Regions from separate parts of the Homo sapiens genome. Here region 2 is linked to region 1. Evidence: read pairs that join two places in POLR2A ChIA-PET (ENCODE). Cell type or tissue: GM12878. All regions are shown on one strand. Links, peaks and the distances in the headings refer to the core of each region. The heading gives the core; the rest is flanking DNA. Region 1 overlaps SPTBN4 (spectrin beta, non-erythrocytic 4). Region 2 overlaps LTBP4 (latent transforming growth factor beta binding protein 4).

What was found. Peaks named below come from ENCODE experiments on the same cell type or tissue, not always from the same donor. Only the 100,000 strongest peaks of a DNase experiment are listed, where the experiment ranks them.
Region 2: POLR2A ChIA-PET joins it to region 1 with 8 read pairs; 24 of 35 experiments call an interaction of 5 or more read pairs at or near these places.

Annotation. Positions count from the first base shown.
Region 1 is chr19:40,559,511-40,575,901 of GRCh38, reverse strand. It overlaps SPTBN4 (spectrin beta, non-erythrocytic 4), which reads right to left. Exons shown (of 36, transcript NM_020971.3): 27 at 15,499-15,743; 28 at 10,341-10,479; 29 at 10,157-10,241; 30 at 9,543-9,739; 31 at 7,620-8,239; 32 at 6,176-6,245; 33 at 5,174-5,466; 34 at 3,710-3,883; 35 at 3,522-3,564; 36 at 1-491. The coding sequence ends at 333. Among named protein-coding and RNA genes, the nearest start is that of SHKBP1, 9.2 kb to the left of the region's middle. RefSeq lists a silencer at 4,837-5,406 and an enhancer at 5,637-5,706. In GM12878, for the core only: no CTCF peak of the experiment used is centred there; no DNase peak of the experiment used is centred there; H3K4me3 peaks cover 297 bases; H3K27me3 peaks cover 496 bases.
Region 2 is chr19:40,617,462-40,619,961 of GRCh38, reverse strand. It overlaps LTBP4 (latent transforming growth factor beta binding protein 4), which reads right to left. Exons shown (of 30, transcript NM_001042545.2): 22 at 469-615. Among named protein-coding and RNA genes, the nearest start is that of LTBP4, 17 kb to the right of the region's middle. In GM12878, for the core only: no CTCF peak of the experiment used is centred there; no DNase peak of the experiment used is centred there; H3K27ac peaks cover 481 bases.

The DNA.
Region 1 (16,391 bases), core at 7,399-9,898:
GGGCAGGATCTGCAGATCGGGGCTGGGGGCTTGGCTCAACTGGCCCCCTGCCCACCCCCATCAAGCTCAGTTATTGCATAAAAATAAGGGACCCCCAGCACCTGGGGTGGGGGTGGTGAGTGGGAAGGGGCCGAGATATGGCTATAGGGGCAGCAATCTCCCCACCACTTCTTGGGGTGCAGGAGAAGTCCCCTCCTTTCCGGTGCCCACCATGTCACGCGTCCTCAGTGTTGGAACTAGGGGCTCCCGCCCCTGCGGAAGAAAAAGTGTCTTTGTGCCCACAGTGCGGAAAAGAGGGGAGACGAGATGTGTCAGGTCCTGGGGGTGGGAAGTCACTTCCTGCGCCCGCTGGCCCTGCGATCTCCGCCTTCCCTCTTAGGGTTGCCCTCATCTGTGGATGAAGTAGTGGGTAGTGTCTGGCCCCAGCGGGCGATCTCTGCGTGTTCCGCCACCGAGGAAGCTACAGCCTCCAGCCAGCCGTTCATCTCCTCCTGGGGGAAGAAACAGGGCACAGAGGCCGTATTTGGAAGAGAGAAGCTGGAATAATAGGTGAATTTCAGATCAGACTACCCTCTCTGAAATTCAGTTTTCTCATCTATTAAAAAGGGATGATGATGATGATGCAGTTACATAGCAATATGTGCCAGGCTCTGTTCCAAACACTTTAGTGGATTAATTCCCTTAAACCTATGCAATAGGATTGTATATACTTCCTACTACAGAGATAAATGACACAAACAATGATAATAATATGGGCAGGCACTACTAGAGCACTGATATTTACTAGGCCCTGTGCTAAGTATCAGTTTATCATGTATCAATTAAACATGGAGCAATTTAATTCTCACAGTAACCCTATGATAAGAGACTTTTTTTTTTTTTTTTTTGAGACAGAGTCTTGCTCTGTCCCCCAGGCTGGAGTGCAATGGCTCGATGTCAGCTCACTGCAACCTCCATCTCCCAGGTTCAAGAGATTCTTGTGCCTCAGTCTCCTGAGTGTCTGGGACTACAGGCACGTGCCACCATGCCTGGCTACTTTTTGTATTTTTAGTAGAGATGGGGTTTCGCCACGTTGGCCACACTGGTCTTGAACTTCTGACCTCAAATGATCTGCCCACCTCAGCCTCCCAAAGTGCTGGAATTACAGGTGTGAGGCACCATGCCAGGCCAAGAAACTATTTTTAATCTTCATTGTGCAGATAAGTAAAAGAAGGCATGTAGTGGGTAAAGGCCTACTTCTGGCCGGGTGTGGTGGCTCATGCCTGTAATCCCAGCACTTTGGGAGGCTGAGGCGGGTGGATCACCTGAGGTCAGGAGTTTGAGACCAGCCTGACCAACATGGAGAAACCCCGTCTCTACTAAAAATACATAAATTAGCCGGGCATGGTGGCGCAAGCCTGTAATCCCAGTCACCCAGGTAGCTGAGGCAGGAGAGTCGCTTGAACCCGGGAAGTGGAGGTTGCAGTGAGCTGAGATTGCGCCATGGCACTCCAGCCTGGGTGACAAGAGAGAAACTCTGTCTCAAAAAAAAAAAAAGCCCACTTCTTCATTGCATCTTGTGAAGATTGAATGAGATAACAAGTGTTAGTTATTACTCTCAACATCTCTTCAAACCACCTTTATGCTTGCCTCTCTCAGACTCCTCTTCCTCCTCTCCCCACAGGCCTGTGTGGCCCAGCCATGCGCTCTCCCACTTGGGTCCCTGCCCTGGCCGCGGCCTGGGCTACCCACCCAGGTAGCCAAAGGAATCTTTTTTTGTTTTGTTTTGTTTTGTTTTGTTTTGTTTGTTTGTTTTGTTTTGAGATGGAGTCTCGCTCTGTCGCTCAGGCTGGAGTGCAGTGGCGCAATCTCAGCTCACTGCAAGCTCCACCTCCCGGGTTCAAGCCATTCTTCTGCCTCAGCCTCCCAAGTAGCTGGGACTACAGGCGCCCGCCACCATGCCCAGCTAATTTTTTTGTATTTTTAGTAGAGACGGGGTTTCACCGTGTCAGCCAGGATGGTCTCGATCTCCTGACCTTGTGATCTGCCCGCCTCGGCCTCCCAAAATGCTGGGATTACAGGCGTGAGCCACCATGCCCGGCCTGTTTATTTTGTTTTTGAGATGGAGTTTTGCTCTTGTTACCCAGGCTGGAGTGCAATGGCGCTGTCTCAGCTCACTGCAACCTCTGCCTTCCGGGTTCAAGCAATCCTCCTGCCTCAGCCTCCCGAGTAGCTGGGATTACAGGCATGCACCATAAGAGATGGGGTTTCTCCATGTTGGTCAGGCTGGCCTCAAACTCCTGACCTCAGGTGATCCACCCGCCTCGGCCTCCCGAAGTGCTGGGATTACAGGCGTAAGCCACTGCGCCCAGCCAGGAATCTTTTTTACACATCACTGTAATCCCCCCTAGCTCTCCAGTGCCCTTAGGTAAAAAATCCAATCTCCTCCAAATGGCCCATCCTGTCCTGAGACACCTATCTCCTGGGAACCTTTCTGGGACCTTCTTCCATGAACTCTGCCCTCCAGCAGTTAACCCTTTGCAATACTGCACCTCTGGTCCTCTGCACTTGCAGTTCCCTCTACCTAGATCACCCACCCCCTCTTGTTTTTGAGACAGAATCTCACTCTGTCACCCAGCCTGGAGTGCCATAGTACAATCACAGCTCATTGTAGCCTTGACCTCCCTGGTTCAGGTGATCCTTCCACTCGGCCTCCTGAGTAGCTGGGACCACAGGCATGTGCCACCACTCCCGGCTAATTTATTATTATTATTACCCATAGAGATGGGATCTTTCCGTGTTGCCCAGGCTGATCTTGAAGTCCTGGGCTCAAGCAGTCTCCTGCCTTGGCCTCCCAAAGTGCTGGGATTACAGGCCTGAGCCATGGTGCCCAACCTGAATCACTCCTTTTTTTAGACCCCCACTGTCCCTCTGAATCACCCTTTTTATTTTTATTTTATTTTCGAAGGAAGTCTCGCTGTTGTCCCCCAGGCTTGAGTGCAATGGCTCCATCTCAGCTCACTGCAACCTCCGCCTTCCAGGTTCAAACGATTCTCCTGCCTCTGCCTCCCAAGTAGCTGGGATTAAGGCACCTGCCACCATGCCCAGTTAATTTTTGTATTTTTTAGTAGAGACGGGGTTTCACCATGTTGGCCAGGCTGGTCTCAAACTCCTGACCTCAGGTGATCTGCCCGTCTTGGCCTCCCAAAGTACTGGGATTACAAGCGTGAGCCACCGCGCCTGGCCAAATCACCCCTTTTTAAAGCGAACTCCCTCCATTCCAGTCTCACCTGAGTGACCACGGCAAAGATGTTGGACTTTGTCATCAGGATCTGCAGGCAGCCCTCCCTGAAGCCCTTCCCACTCCCCACTGGGTTAGGAACCTCCTTTGGGCTCTCAGTGCCTGTGGGCTTTCCCATTACAGCCCTGATAACTCTGGCCTGTGAGTGTCCCTTCTCACAGCCCCATCACTCTGGGTCAGGAGCCAGACAGCCAGGTCATTACTGAGGTCCACACAGAGGGAGGAAAGGACCAGATCTCACCTCATCTTTTGCCTGGAGCAAAAACTCACTGCCATCCTGGGTCCTGCAGGAAGGGACACAGGACTTCAGAGATCTGGGGAAGGGGCCCAGCCCACCTGCCCACCAAGTGTCCCCCAGGGAAGCCAGGGTCCCACTGGGAGTTGAAGCTGAGCCTTGGATCCCTCCCTCCTGCCCATTGGGGGGCTCACTGGAGCTTGAAGACATGCTTCTTTTTCTTGTAGTCACTAGCCACCTCGCTGGTGGCCTTGTGCAGGCTGAGCAGCGGTTCCCCACCGTGTGTGCTCCCGGATGCCGGGCCCTTGGAGTCCTTGTAGAAGCCCAGTTCCCCCTTACTAAGCACACAGTACAGGCTCACCCACGACCTGGAGCGACAAGATGGGGCTCAAGGCAGAGCCGCAGCACTCTGCCTAATAACTCTTCATTAACATCCTCAAGGTCTGAATATGTCTGAGCCTTCCTACCTCTGGACCTTTGCGCCCTAGTTGCGCCCTAGTTGGACCTAAAATGCTCTTCCTTAAGGCTGTTGCTGCCCTGAGGGGAGCATTTAAGTCTCTCAGTATCAAGCCTTTGCCCAGGCTGAGATTTCCCTTCCTTATCCCCTCCCATACTGAATTTCCTGAAGGTAAGTCTTAAGCTGTCTCCTCCATAAGCCTTTGCTCCACTCAATCCTCCCCACTCATGGAGCTTTCTCAAGGAAAGTCTATTGGTCTACTGTCTGGAATAAAGAATTCCTGTCTCTCCAGTCATCCAAAGCCTCGATCCTGGAGGAATCCCTCCCAAAGCAAAACATACTAGGTGCCCTTGTTTATTCCTACCTTGGCATTAGGTACGAGGAAGAAAGACCACCTACAGATTCCACTAGCAAAATCTGAATCTGTCCTGCCCACTTCATATCTTGGGACTCACTCCATTACTGGCCGGTGATACCCCTTTTTGGCTCCACTTGTCCCCAGATTCTGCCTCTCAGTTGGACAAAAAGAGGGTGGACAAGCAGGAGCTGGACTCCCCAAGAGCAGGCACATCATGGCTAGACCCTCATTTGGAAACCTGTAAGAGATGACTCCCCCTTCCCAACCCCTACCCTCATTAGTTTGGGCTCTGCCCGTTTTCGGACCCTCCCCCAATTTGAAACTTCAAGGGTAGACCCACCCCACTCATTGGTTGAGTGACCTCTCCAAGCTCCACGACAAGCCATTGAAACCTTCTCAACTAGATGCCTCCCTCTTTGCTATTTAGCTGATCAACTCCTGGGTTGGTTGCTAAGAGGTTAGGTTCCAATTTACTCACTTTCAGAACATTTTCCTTCTGTTCCCACCTAAGCTCTACCCATCATCCATTAGATGCACTAACCTTAGGTCCTGCCCCTTCCTGTTCATTGGTTGGAATCATCAAAGTTGAGCCCCACCCCTCATCTGGCCCCACCTACTACCCCCACGGGTTGGAGGGCCTGACGTTAAACCACACCCCCTCCTGCTCATTGGTTGGCTTTCTTGATTTAAGCCACCACCACCCCCCAGCTCTGGCCCCACCTACTACCGCCACCTGCTGGAGGGCCTGAAGTTGAGCCACACCCCCTCCTCAGTCCCACCGCTCCACGCAATGGTCACCCTGAGCCTGAGACCCGCCTTCCAAAGCCCCGCCCACACGCTCACCGGTTGGACGACTTGCGGTTAGCGTCGAGCTCGCGCTTGCGCAGTAGGAAGCCCTCGTGCTGCACTGTGTGAGTGGGCGGTGGCGGAGGCGCGGGGGCGGAGCCGCCCTGGGCCGGGGCGGAGCGCGAGCGCCGGCTTCCCCCGCCCTCACCACCCTCTCTGGGCCGCGGCCGCCGTCGCGGCTTGGGCCGGTCCCGCGCCCGGGGCCGGTCCGGCCGAGGTGTCCGCTCGGGCAGCTCAAGCCCGTTGGGCAGGCGACCTGGGGGAAGCTCGCGTGGCTGAGGCAGCGACGGCTGTGTGAAGGGAGGGGGAAGAGGGGTGCTGTCCATGGAGAGGGTGTGGGGGTCATCTGTTTGGGGGAGTCATGGGTCTGGGGTCCCATCTGTCTACAGGGCCATTTGTCTCGGAGGCGAGTATGGGAGGACCTCAGGGTTGGAGGCCCAATTCTTAGGGCCCCATGGGTCTTGGGAGTGAGTCTGTTAGGACTCATTGGTTTGGAATCTCTCTCGGTGGTGGAAAGAGGCAGCCAGATCTCTGGAGGTGGGGGTGCAAGCAGGGCGTGTCCCCACTGTCTGCAGGAGAAACCTGGGGCTTCCTTCTGTGTGTGTGTGTATGAGGCTATGAAGAAATTTGGGACCCCACTGAGCTGAAGAAATACGGAGTCCAGGACAGATGTGGGAAGAGTCTGTGTGTGTGTGTCTGTGTGTGTATCTGTGTCTGTGTGTCTGTGTGTGTGTGTCTGTGTGTGTGTGTCTGTGTGTGTGTGTGTGTGTGTGTGTGTGTGTGTGTGTGGAGGGGCAGTAGGGGTCTCTTAGGTAGGTGCCCCGTCTTTCTAAGGGGGACATTTTCAGATTCTGGGGACCCTGAGAGTCCATGCTGTCTCTGCAGGGTCCAGGTAGGGAATGGGTCCTGCCAGGGCTAGGCACTGGCTGTTTCTGAGATCCTGCCTCCTGCTCTGAAAAAGGGGTCCTCCTATCCCCACCCATCCGAGGCTCAACTTACCCCAGCAGGCAGCCCTGGGCCTGCCTCTTTCTCCTGCAGCTGTTCCACAATGTCAGCCAGGGTGGCCTTCCTGGGGGATGGGGGACAGAAAGACCCAGTGAAACCAGGGTTCCTTCTCCCATGGACCTGTCTGGCTGGGCAGAGGAGCCTCCACTTCTTAGCTGGAAGTGCCAGGCCCCTGCCCACTTCTGCAGCTGTTTCTCTCAGATGCTCGCCTTAGGTACCACAGGTGTTTGGGACGTGTCTGCTGAATGGAAGACCAAACCTCTCGCCCCTTTGAATTTTTTTTTTTTTTTTTTTGAGACGGAGTCTTTCTCTGTTGCCCAGGCTGGAGTGTAGTGGTGCATGATCTCGGCTCACTGCAACCTCTGCCTCCTGTGTTGAAGCGATTCCCCTGCCTCAGCCTCCCAAGTAGCTGGTACTACAGGCGTGCGCCACCATGCCGGCTAATTTTTGCATTTTTAGTAGAGACAGGGTTTTGCTATATTGGCCAGGTTGGTCTCGAACTTCTGACCTCAAGTGATCTGCCCGCCTCAACCTCCCAAAGTGCTGAGATTACAGGCGTGAGCCACCGCGCCCAGATGCCCCTTTGAATTTTAAGCAGCACAAAGAACAACTTGCAAACGTTGCCTTTCTCCACCCACCCCTGACTCTCCAGTCCCCCAATCGCCCCCATTCCAGCCCAGATAATTCTCGGTCATCATTGATGACAAGCCTGTTTTTCCCAATGGACTGTGAGTCTCTAAAGTCAGGGATGGGACTGGTTCAGTCACCGCTCGACTCAGCACATGCCAGGCAGAGTGGGCACTCAGCAAATGTTCATGAAATGTGCAATTTAAAAAGAATCAAGAAGTCATTGTCTCCTGACCAAAGGCCTCTTTCTGGAGACACACTCAGCTGACTGGACAGATCTGCACAACACACACTGGCCAACTCTGGATTCTGAAAGTCCTGGTTCGTTTAAGCTGAGTGACTTGCCCTTTTTGTGCCTCAGTTGCCCTAGTCATACAATGGAGAAGACAACAGCCCCCACTTCATAAGGCTGCTGAGAGAATTGTGATAAAGGGTCTCCTCTCCAATCAAGGAGGTGAGGGTTCCACCATTAGCCCAGTGGGCAAACTGAGGCACAGAGAGGACAAAATCCCTGCCTCGGGGCACCCGGGAGACTTGATGCAGGAGTCACAACCCAGGGGCCGAGAACCTACGTCTGGAGAAAGGCAGTCTGCCTTTTCTTTCAACAGGAAGGGCTCCCCTTTCTGTGTAACAATGGGCACATCGATTATCTTGCAGCTTCAGTTTACACCTCTGCAAAATGGGTACCGCGGCGATATCTCCTTCTTTGGGAAGTTCTGAGCCCTGAAGCCCTTTCACTGGGCCTGAGGGGTTCTAGGAGCTCTCCGCTTTCCCCTCCCCTCACTTTCTGGTCATAAGGCGGGCACCTCACCCCTTGACCAGGTCTCCTCTGATGGGCATCTCCTGTTCGCTGGACTCCTGCCGCTCCAAGCGCCGCTCACGCCGCTCGCGCCGCCGCTCCATCTGCTCATAGCGGCCCAGGGTAAGGCTGTGTGCCGCCTCGTGCTCCGCTGACTCCTGCCGCTCCGGCCGCCGCCTCCGCGCAGCCTCCTCGGATTGATCGACTGACTCTTGCCGCTCAGGCCGCCGCCTCCTGGGCAGCTCCTCCGCGCGATCAGCTGACTCCTGGCGCTCCGGTCGTGGCCGCACCTGCTCCGCCGCCGCGGGGGTCGCGGGGGTCTCCGCCGCGTCCTCTGGTGCGGCCGGCAGGGCCGCGGGCTCCACCCTCCCCGGGATCTCCGGCAGCCGGTCAATGCGCGGCTGGAGGCGCTCGGGCTTGAGCTCCTGGCGCACATACCCCACCCGAGTCCGCACCTCGGCCGAGAGCGTGTCCGAGGCTCGGCGGGCCAGGGGCTCCAAGCCCCTTTCATAGCCCCCTGGCCGCAGCAGGGGCGCCGCCTTGGCCGCCAGTTCCGTGGGGTCCCCAAAGAACTTGCGCCCCAGCAGTGGGGTAGGCGGCTGCTTGCTCTGTTCCGCTTTGATTTTCTCGATCTGAGGATGGAGGGACCAGGGTTAGGTTGGAGGCGTGGGGCCGGGGCGGGGTAAGGGGGAGGTCCGGGGAGGCGGCCTGGGTTTTTCTGCCTCATCACTCAATTGACCAGTTCCTTGAAAAAGCAAGGTGTCCAGGCCTGTGCGATGCTTTGCTCTCTGCCAAGAACTTAAAGCCTATTCTCTCCGGCAAACACCTATTGCTCTTTTAAGAATTGGCTAAATCACTTTTTTAAAAATTGGGTAAATCAATTGCTCTGCGTGCCTTTCTGACTCCCATTTCTCCTTCCTTAATGTCCCCCCACCCAGGACTTTAAGACTTTATTTATTTATTTATTTATTTATTTATTTATTTATTTATTTATTTTTGAGACAGTCTTGCTCTGTCGCCCAGGCTGGAGTGCAAGCAGCAAGATCATAGCTCATTGCAGCCTTGACCTCCAGTGCTCAAGTGATCCTCGAGTCTCAGTCACCCCTCTGAGTAGCTGGGACTACAGGCACGTGCCATCACGCCTGGCTGTTTTTTCTTTGTTTGCTTTTGGTTTTGGTAGAGACGGCTTCTCAGTATGTTGCCAAGGCTGGTCTTGAACTCCTGGGTTCAAGTGATCCTCCCGCCTAGGCTTCCAAAGAGAGTACAGGTGTGAGCCACCCCACCCAGCCTTTAAGCGGTTTTTTTTTGTTGTTTTTTTTTTATTGTTGTTGTTGTTTTGAGATGGAGTCTTGTTCTGTTACCCAGGCAGTGGCACGATCTTGGCTCACTGCAACCTCTGCCTCCCAAGTTCAAGTGATTATCCTGCCTCAGCCTCCCGAGTAGCTGGGATTACAGGCGTGCACCACCACGCCCAGCTAATTTTTGCATTTTTAGTAGAGATGGGGTTTCACCACGTTGGCCAGGCTGGTCTCAAACTCCTGGCCTCAAGTGATCCACCCATCTTGGTCTCCCAAAATGCTGGGACTACAGGCATGAGCCGTCACACCTGGCCTAATCCTTTTTATTACTACATTCTCTTCACCTAATTATTCAAGTCTCAGAATAGAATCCCCCAGGCCAGTTCCCCCTCCCACTCCCCCATCCCAGGCACTATCCCTCTGCTTGTTCTTCCCCTATCACATCCCTGACATTCTGGGCTGTCACTGGTGACAGGTCTGTCCCTCTGCTCCACTGGGAGCCTAGCAAGAGTCTGTCTTGGCACTCACACAACACAGGACCAAGCACCATGTCTCGGTGTGTCTGTCTCATATAGAGCCATGGGTGTGGGGGTCTTGGTGGGGGTGGGGGTAATGGGGCAGTATCTGGGGAGCTGACCGTGGTCAGGCGCCGCAGAGAGCTGAACCTCTCTTCCCAGGCTGCAGCCGCTTTGCGGAAGGCCTCATGTCGCCGGATAAGCTGCTCCACCTCATCCACGCTGCTGCCCAGCTCCCGGCTCTGCAGGAGCGGCTCCTGGGCTGTCAGCCAGGCATCAGCCACCACCGCCTCCTGGGCAAACTGGTGCACCTCCAGCACTGAGGAGGGGCATGCAGGGTAAGGATTCTGGGGCATCTGGGGCCCTTCCTGGGGGCAATGGCTGTTCCCCTGGCCTTCCACACCCCTCCGGCTTTCCATACCCGAGCCCTGACCATCCTGGGCTCTGCAGGAATGGCAGAGGCTGGGGCTATTTCAGTGGGCATCATTCCTCCTTTCTGACTCCCATTCCTCCTTCCTTAATGTCCCCCCACCCAGGACTTTAAGACTTTTTTTTCAAGGGTGGGTATTCAATGGCAAGGCAGCCCCCTTGTCCACCCTTCCAGGCCCTTATGTTTGCTTCTGGAGACCCATGGGTAGGGTGCAAAGCATGCTCCTGTCACCCTCTGGGCCTTGGCTGGACAGGCTGGAGCATGTCCCTGTGCCCTTGAACCACGTGTGCCTGGGCCCCCACTCACTCTGCTGCAGCCACTCCCAATGGCGGTCCCACTTTTCCGACACCTCCTCCTTCCTGGTTCCCAGCTTGTCCAGCTGTGCCTGGATCTGGGAGTGGCAGGTGGGTGGGAGGGAAGTCAGGGTGTGGAATGGCTTCCACCCCAATGTGCCCGGGTGGCAGAGGGGGACCCCCTCCCTGCTCCCCACCTCATCAGCCATGGCACTTTTGTTGAGCAGCAGAGATCGCCCCAGCTCCTGGCAGGTGGTCAGCTCAGGCACCCGCGCCTCCAGCTCAGTCTTCAGGCCCTGGTGGTAGTTCATGAGCACCTCCACTGATGACACGTCCCTGCAGTGGGTGGCAGGCAGGGATCTGAGCCACAGGGAGCCTCCTCAGCCTGCCCCATACATGTGGCTCCTGGTGACCCCAAATCCTTGAGGCTGACATCCCATACCACCTCAAGACACTTACTTTCTTTTCTTTTCTTTTCTTTTCTTTTTTTTTTTGAGATAAAGTCTCACCCTATGGCCCAGGCTGGAGTGCAGTGGGGCGATCTCGGCTCACTGCAAACTCCACCTCCCGAGTTCAGGCGATTCTCCTGCCTCAGCCTCCTGAGTAGCTGGGATTACAGGCACCTGCCACCACGCCCAGATAATTTTTATATTTTTAGTAGAGATGGGGTTTCTCCATGTTGGCCAGGCTGGTCTTGAACTCCTGACCTCAGGTGATCCTCCCATCTCAGTCTCCCAAAGTGCTGGGATTACAGGCGTTGAGTCACCAAACCAGACTGAGACACCTACTTTCGATGACCAAATTCTGAGGGTCCATGGTTCACTAATTCAATGATTCAAATTTTCCAAGTTTCTAAAATTTCACACTTTGGTGATTCTAACCTTCTAGGATTTCAAGATCCAAATTTTCCTTTTTTTTTTTTTTAATAGGGTCTTGCTCTGTTGCCCAGACTGGAGTGCAGTGGCAAGATTGCAGCTCACTTCAGTCTCAACCTCCTGGGCTCATGCAATCCTCCTGCCTCAGCCTCCTGAGTAGCGGGGACCACAGGTGCACACCATCACACCCAACTAATTTTTCATTTTCTGTAGAGACAGGGTCTTGCTATGTTGCCCAGGCTGGTCTCAAACCCCTGGGCTCAAGCAATCCACCTGCCTCAGCCTCCCAAAGTTCAAGGCTATGGGCATAAGCCACCACACCCAGCCAAGATCCAAATTTTCAAACTTTTTCTAGCTATGCTTCTGAAGGTTCCACTAGCCAATGATTTTAACGTTCCAAGTCTGTGCTCTCCAAGGCAGTAGCCACTAGACATGTGAGCACTTGAAATGTGGCCAGTCTGAATTTTGGTGTAAAGTGTAAAATGCACACCAGATTTTGTGGAGTTAATGTAAAAAAGAATGTAAAATGTCTCATTAATAGTTTTTTGTTGTTGTTGTGCAGTGGTGCGATCTCCGCTCACTGCAACCTCCCCCTTCTAGGTAGGTTCAAGCGATTCCCCTGCCTCAGCTTCCTGAGTAGCTGGGATTACAGGCACCTGCCACCATGCCTGGCTAATTTTTTTGTATTTTTAGTAGAAACAGGGTTTCAACATGTTTGTCAGGCTGGTCTCAAACTCCTGACCTCAGTTGATCCGCCTGCCTAGGCCTCCCAAAGTGCAGGGATTACAGGCGTGAGCCACCGCACCCAGCCTTTGTTTGTTTGTTTGTTTGTTTTTGAGACAGAGATTTGCTCTTCTTGCCCAGGCTGGAGTGCAATGGCGTGATCTTGGCTCACTGCAGCCTCCACCTTCTGGGTTCAAGCAATTCTCCTGCCTCAGCCTCCCGAGTAGCTGGGATTACAGGTGCCCGCCACCAAGCCTGGCTAATTTTTTGTTCTGTATTTTCAGTAGAGATGGATTTTTGGCATGTTGGCCAGGCTGGTCTCGAACTTCTGGCCTCAGGTGATCCGCCTGCCTTAGCCTCCCAATCTCAGCCGAGATTACAGGCATGAGCCACTGCGCCTGGCCTCATTAATAGTTTTGTTTCTTTGTTTTGGTTGTTGTTGTTTTTGAGATGGAGTCTCCTTCTGTCACCTAGGCTGGACTGCAGTGGTGCGATCTCCGCTTGGCTGAGATTGGGAGGCTGAGGCGGGCGGATCACCTGAGGCCAGAAGTTCGAAACTGCCTGGCCTCATTAATAGTTTTAATATTGACTACCTGTTGAAGTGATAATACTTTGGGTATGTCAGGTTAAATAAAAATGTATTACTAAAATTAAGTTTCATTTGCTTTGCTTTGTTAGTATGGCCACAAGAAGATTTTAAAGTATATATGTGGCTCGCATTTGTGGCTCGTGTTATATAACTATTGGACAGCACCATTCTAAGCCATCTTATGTCCAAAACAAATTCCAAGTTTCTGAAGGTTCCATCAGTTGGCAATCATAGCTTCATGCTATGGTTTGAATCTACCACCTGGGCTTAAGTGATCATCCTGGCTTAGCCTCCAGGGTAGCTGGGACTACAGGCATGCACCACAATGCCCAGCTAATTAAAAAAAAAAAATTTTTTTTTAAGACAGAATCTCGCTCTGTCACCCAGGCTGGAGTGAAATGGCATAATCATGGCTCACTGCAGCCTGACCCTCCTGGACTCAAGTGATCCTCCTCCCTCAGACTCCCAAGTAGCTGGGACAACAGGCATGCACACCACCATGCTTGACTAATTTTTTTCTTTTTTGTAGAGATGGGGTCTCACTATGTTGCGTAGGGTAGTCTCAAACTCCTGGCCTCAAGTGATCCTCTTGCCTTGGCCTCCCAGTGTTGGGATTACAGGCGTGAGCCACCTCTTTTGGCTAGATTGGCCAAATGTTGATGGTTGTTCAAGCCAAGTGTTCACGATACACATGTGGGTTACCTTTACTTCCCTGTATATTTAATTTTTTTTTTTTTGAGATGGAATTTCGCTCTTGTTGCCCAGGCTGGAGTGCAATGGCACAATCTTGGCTCACCGCAACCTCCGCCTCCTGGGTTCAAGCAATTCTCCTGCCTCAGCCTCCCAAGTAGCTGGGATTACAGGCATGTGCCACCACACCCGGCTAAGTTTGTATTTTTAGTAGAGATGAGGTTTCTCTATGTTGGTCAGGCTGCTCTCGAACTCCCGACCTCAAGTGATCCACCCACCTCAGCCTCCCAAAATGCTGGGATTACAGGTGTGAGCCACTGTGCCCAGCCTTTTTTTTTTTTTTTTTTTTTTTGACACAGAGTCTCGCTCTGTTGCCCAGGCTGGAGTGCAGTGGTACGATCTCAGCACACTGCAACCTCCACCTTCCAGGTTCAAGCAATTCTCCTGCCTCAGCCTCCCCAGTAGCTGGGACTACAGGCACATGCCACAACACCCAGCTAATTTTTGTATTTTTAGTAGAGGCGGGGTTTCGCCACATTGGCCAAGCTGGTCTCAAAGTCCTGTCCTCAAGTGATCCACCCGCCTTGGCCTCCCAAAGTGCTGGGATGACAGGTATAAGCCACCATGCCCGGCCTATTTTTCTCAAATGTACACATCACATCACTCCACTCTGCTCTAAACTCTCGCATGGCTCCCACGTTCCTCATAGAGAAGGCATGCTCCTCACCATGTGTGGTTTCCAGGGCCCCAGTGCCCCTCTGTACTCACTTCCTCTCACCCTACACTCCCTCACTCCCTCCCTCCATCTGGCCACAGTGATCTCTAGCTTTTCCTCACACATGCCTAACTACAGCCCACTTCTGGGCCCTTGCACTTGTGGGTCCCTCCACCTAGAAAACTCTTCCCTCAAAACTTTACCTGACTCACCCATCACTTCATTCAGGTCTCCAGTCAAACGCACATCCTCAGAGAGACTTTGCCAGCTATCATTCCCTTCCTATGTATGTATATATACCCACGCTATATTTCATTTTTTTTTCTTTTCTTTTTTTTTTTTTTGAGACGGAGTTTTGCTCTTGTCACCCAGGCTGGAGTGCAGTGGCACGATCTTGGCTCACTGTGACCTCCACCTCCCGGGTTCAAGCGATTCTCCTGCCTCAGCCTCCCAAGTAGCTGGGATTACAGGTGTCCACCACTATGCCTGGCTAATTTTTGTATTTTTAGTAGAGACGGAGTTTTGCCATGTTGGCTAGGCTGGTCTCAAACTCCTGAGCTCAGGTGATCTGCCTGCCTCAGCCTCCCAAAGTGCTGGGATTACAGGCGTGAGCCACTGTGCCCCATCCCCATGCTATATTTCAGAAAGTAATAAGTGCTATGAGAATGCAATCTGTCTCAGGGCAAGTGCTTGGCCTTGCTCACCACATGGCACACCATATGCATTTAATACATATTTGCTGAGTAAATGAATGCAGGCTGCAGGATCTGCATTCCCAGAAGCAATGCCAGGTGTCCCTGATTCCCTAGGTCCTTTTCTTCCTAGCCACACCATGAAACTAAATTTCCAGCCTAGGTCAGGCACGGTGGCTTATGCCTGTAATCCCAGCACTTTGGAAGGCTGAGGCAGGTGGACCACTTGAGGCCAGGAGTTTGAGACCAGAGTGGCCAACACGGTGAAACCCTTTCTCTACTAAAAATACAAAATTAGCCAGACGTGGTGGTGGGCGCCTGTAGTCCCAGCTACTTGGGAGGCTGAGGCAGGAGAATCGCTTGAACCTGGGAGACGGAGGTTGCAGTGAGGTGATATTGTGCCACTGCACTCCAGCCTGGGCAACAGAGCAAGACTCCATCTCAAGAGAAAAAAAAATTTGCAGCCTCCCTGGCAGACAGGTTAGGCCACCGGGCTGGCAGTGTGTGGGTGCCGGCTTTATCCCTAAAACCTTCTGTGTGATCCTCCTGCTATCTTTTCCCATCTGCAGCGGGATGCAGAGGGTCCAGCATGTGACTCCCAGGGTGGCATGATGGAAGGACCCTGGCTCCCAATCACCAGGGGACAGGATTCTGCTGGACACTCACATCCAACCACTATGTGAGCAATAAGCCCATGCCCACTAATGAAGCCACTGAGATGCTGGAATTGTTAGAATTCTTCACCCACCCTCACAAATACAGTCCCACACCTCCCTTGCCCATCCTGTCTTTAGCCTGTTTCATGCTGTGACATCCCATGGAGAGGGTAATAATAGGCAACTGGGAAGGACAGCGGACAGAAGGATGCCCCATGACCGAAGTCCCCAATGACAGGCCTAAAAAAGGGGTCTGAATACACACGAAGCACCTAGAACAGTGCCTAGCACACAGAGGCGCCACACAGATATTGGCTGTTGTCATTCCATTGAGAAGGGGGCTGTCAATGGGCTGGGGGTGGCTGGGGTAGGCCACCAGGGGGAGGCAGGAAGCCCGAGGAGGGATGAGGGGCACCTGGGCTTGTCGGCTGCCCCAATCTGGCTGGCGATGCCATCCATCCAGGAGAGCAGGTCGCGGACTTGGCTGTGGAAGCGCAGGGCGTCGGCTGTGGAGCTGACATGCAGGCGGGCATCCTCACAGGCTGACAGCAGCTCTTTCCAACCCTGCAGCACCTCCTGCTCCCGGCTAGCGATGGCCTCGGCATGTTCACCCGCATACACCGTCCGCAGCTGGGCCGCCCCCTCCTGCAGCTGCCGTACCTGAAGGGCATGCCAGGTCGGGCGCCAGCCCTCCACGGGGCCCAGGCTGTGCCCTCCCTCCCACCATCTGCTCCAGCGCAGAACCTCAAGATATAAGGAGCCTCACACTGTGATCCCACAGCCAGGCTCCTGTCATATCTGCTGCCTGATTTCTCTTTGACTTACCCGCATTCTGACTTCTTTTAGATCTACTACCACATCTCTTTCAACCCACTGCCTGATTTCTTTTGGTCTGAGAGCTTTATTTCTATTGGGTCTGCCACCTGTGTTTTCAGGCAGGCCCACCCCTACCTTGGGTCTTTCAGGAAACCCCTTTCCACTTTGATGTCTTTTAGATGTGCTAATTTTTTTTTAACTCAGTTTATTTCAAACCCACTCCTTCATAGTAGCCCAGTTTCCTACACGACGGCTGTTCAATTGCCATTACTCCCCTGCCCAATTTCCATTCATTCTGCTGTATGAGCTCTGCTCACTCTATCTTTTGGGTTTTGGGTTTTTTGTTTGTTTTTCTGAGACAGGGTCTTGCTCTGTTGCCCAGGCTGCAGTGCAGTGGCACAAACACAATTCACTGCAGCCTTGACATCCCGGGCTCAAGTGATCCTCCTGCCTCAGCCTACTAATAGCTGAACTACAGGTGCATGCCACTGT
Region 2 (2,500 bases), core at 1-2,500, 51 kb before region 1:
TCTCAGTTCAGATGTCGTCTCCTACAGGAAGAACTCCCTAATCCTCTTCTCATGCTGGGCCAGGCGCCTCCTCCAAAACCCCCCTGGGCTTTCCCCGTCACAGTCTTGTTGATTTCTCTGGGTTGTCACTATCTGGTGATATCTCTGTCTGCCCCATTGGCTTGTGAGCCCCTTGAGGACAGACAGTGATCCCTTCTGGTCACTACTATGTTCTCAGTGCCCAGAAGATGGCCTGAACACAGTGCACACCCTGTGAACATTTGTTGAATGAAAGAATCTGGTAGAGTCAGGACCAGGGTCTAATTCTCCTGACACAGTCTCACTACCCATGTTAACTTATGTGTCTTTTGTTGATGTTTAAAACAACAGTATTTAGCTGATGGTAGCTGTCCACATCAGGAATGATTAGACCACGTGATTTTCCCATGGGGCCAGCCGCCATCAGTTAAATAGACACATCAGTCTCACCAGCAGAAGTTCGTGGGGGAACACAGCGTCCAGTCATGGGGTCAAACTCTTCCGGGCTGTTGGGGCAGACACAGAGGAAGGAGCCTTCGACATTTTCACACAGGGCAGCTCCACATACACCCTGTAGTGTTTCACACTCGTTCACATCTGTAAGCAGGAGACAACAGGGGAGAGGGACTCAGTGGTTATAAGCTTCTATGATTCCAAAGGTCCGAAAGTCTCAGCTTTCAAATATAATGTGTATATTTAATGGCCCAGATCCCATCATCTGTTTTTCTTCTAGTGAGAAACCTTGAATTTCCCTTGGGAACCCTGTGCTCCTCTATTTTCAATCCTGTTCTTTGAGTAGGGCTATATCTACTCTGAGAGGTGGGCACAAGTTCCAGGAATGACCAAACAGATGACGGCATTTCTCTGGTTCAGACATAGGCAGTGATCATGCTGGGTCAATCAAAGCCAGGCCTGGCGCTTTTGCTAGAAATATTGAAAAAAAAACCTCCCTTTTTAGCTCTCGGGTGGCCCACTGGAGATGTTAGCCCAGAGGTTCTAGGGCCACCTTCATCATTGTGAAAAATAATCTGCCTGAAAATCATGCAATAGAAGAAAGCAGAACTCAGAGAAGATAGAAATAGCCTTGTTAAAATTCCTGGATCCAGTTATGCCTGGAGTTCAAATATATCCCAAGACTTTATAGTTTTAATTCCCTTTAAAGAAATAAAACCTGTTGTGTTTGCATTTGTGAAAATTTACAGAATGTATAATTAAGATTGCTGCATTTCACTGTATATAAATTGAACGTTGAATGAAAATATCTGTAGGGTACAATGGCTCATGCCTGTAATCCCAGTGCTTTGGGAGGCCAAGGAGGGAGGGTTGCTTAAAGCCAGGAGTTTGAGACCAGTCTGGGCAACAGAGCAATAACTCATCTCTACAGGCCAGGCGTGGTGGCTCATGCTTATAATCCCAGCACTTTAGGAGGCCACGGTGGGCGGATCACCTAAGGTCAGGAGTTCAAGACCAGCCTGGCCAACATGGCAAAACTCCATCTCTACTCAAAGTACAAAAAATTAGCTGGGCATAGTGGTGGGCACCTGTAATCTCAGCTACTTGGGAGGCTGAGGCAGGAGAATTGCTTGAACCCGGGAGGTGGAGGTTGCAGTGAGCCAAGATCATGCCATTGCACTCCAGCCTGGACAACTAGAGCAAAACTCTGTCTCCAAAAAAAAAAAAAAAACTCATCTCTACAAAAATTAAAAACATTAGCTGGGCGTGGTTGCGTGTGCCTGTGGTAGCAGCTACTCGGAAGCTCAGTTCTGGAGGGAGGATGGCTTGAGCCCAGGAGTTAGAGGCTGCAGTAAGCTATGATCAAACAACCACACTCCAGCCTGGGCAACAGAGCAAGACCCCACCTCAAAGTAAAAAAAAAAAAGAGAGAAGAGAAGAATACATTGGTAAACACATATTGAATTCTGGTTAGTGATATGCATATTGAAGAATTTATGGGGAAGCAGACTGGTGCCTGCAATTTACTTTTAACTCTGTCCAAAAAATTAGATGGATTAATGGATAGATATGTGAGGAAGCAAGTGTAATAAAATGATAATATAATCTAGATCATGAGTAGGTAGGTGTTCATTCTATGATTCTCTCAATTTGCTTTGTGTTTAGAAATTTTCCTCATAAAATGTTAGGAAAGATTAATGTTTATGAACACTTAAGATTAGTACTTTATACATTTATACTTTATACATTTTTAAAAGAACACACACAAAAATAAAACCTGATTAAGTCAGGTTTCTGTCACCAGCCACTACAACAGTTCTGATTTTTTTTTTTTTTTTTTTTTTTTTGAGACAGGGTCTCACTCTGTCACCCAGGCTGGAGTGCAATTGCACAATCTTGGCTCACTGCAACCTCCACCTCTTGGGTTCAGGCAATTCTTGTGCCTCAGCTTCCTGAGTAGCTGGGATTACAGGCATTTGCCACCAGATCCGGCTAATTTTTGTATTTTTAGTAGAGACGGGGTTTCACC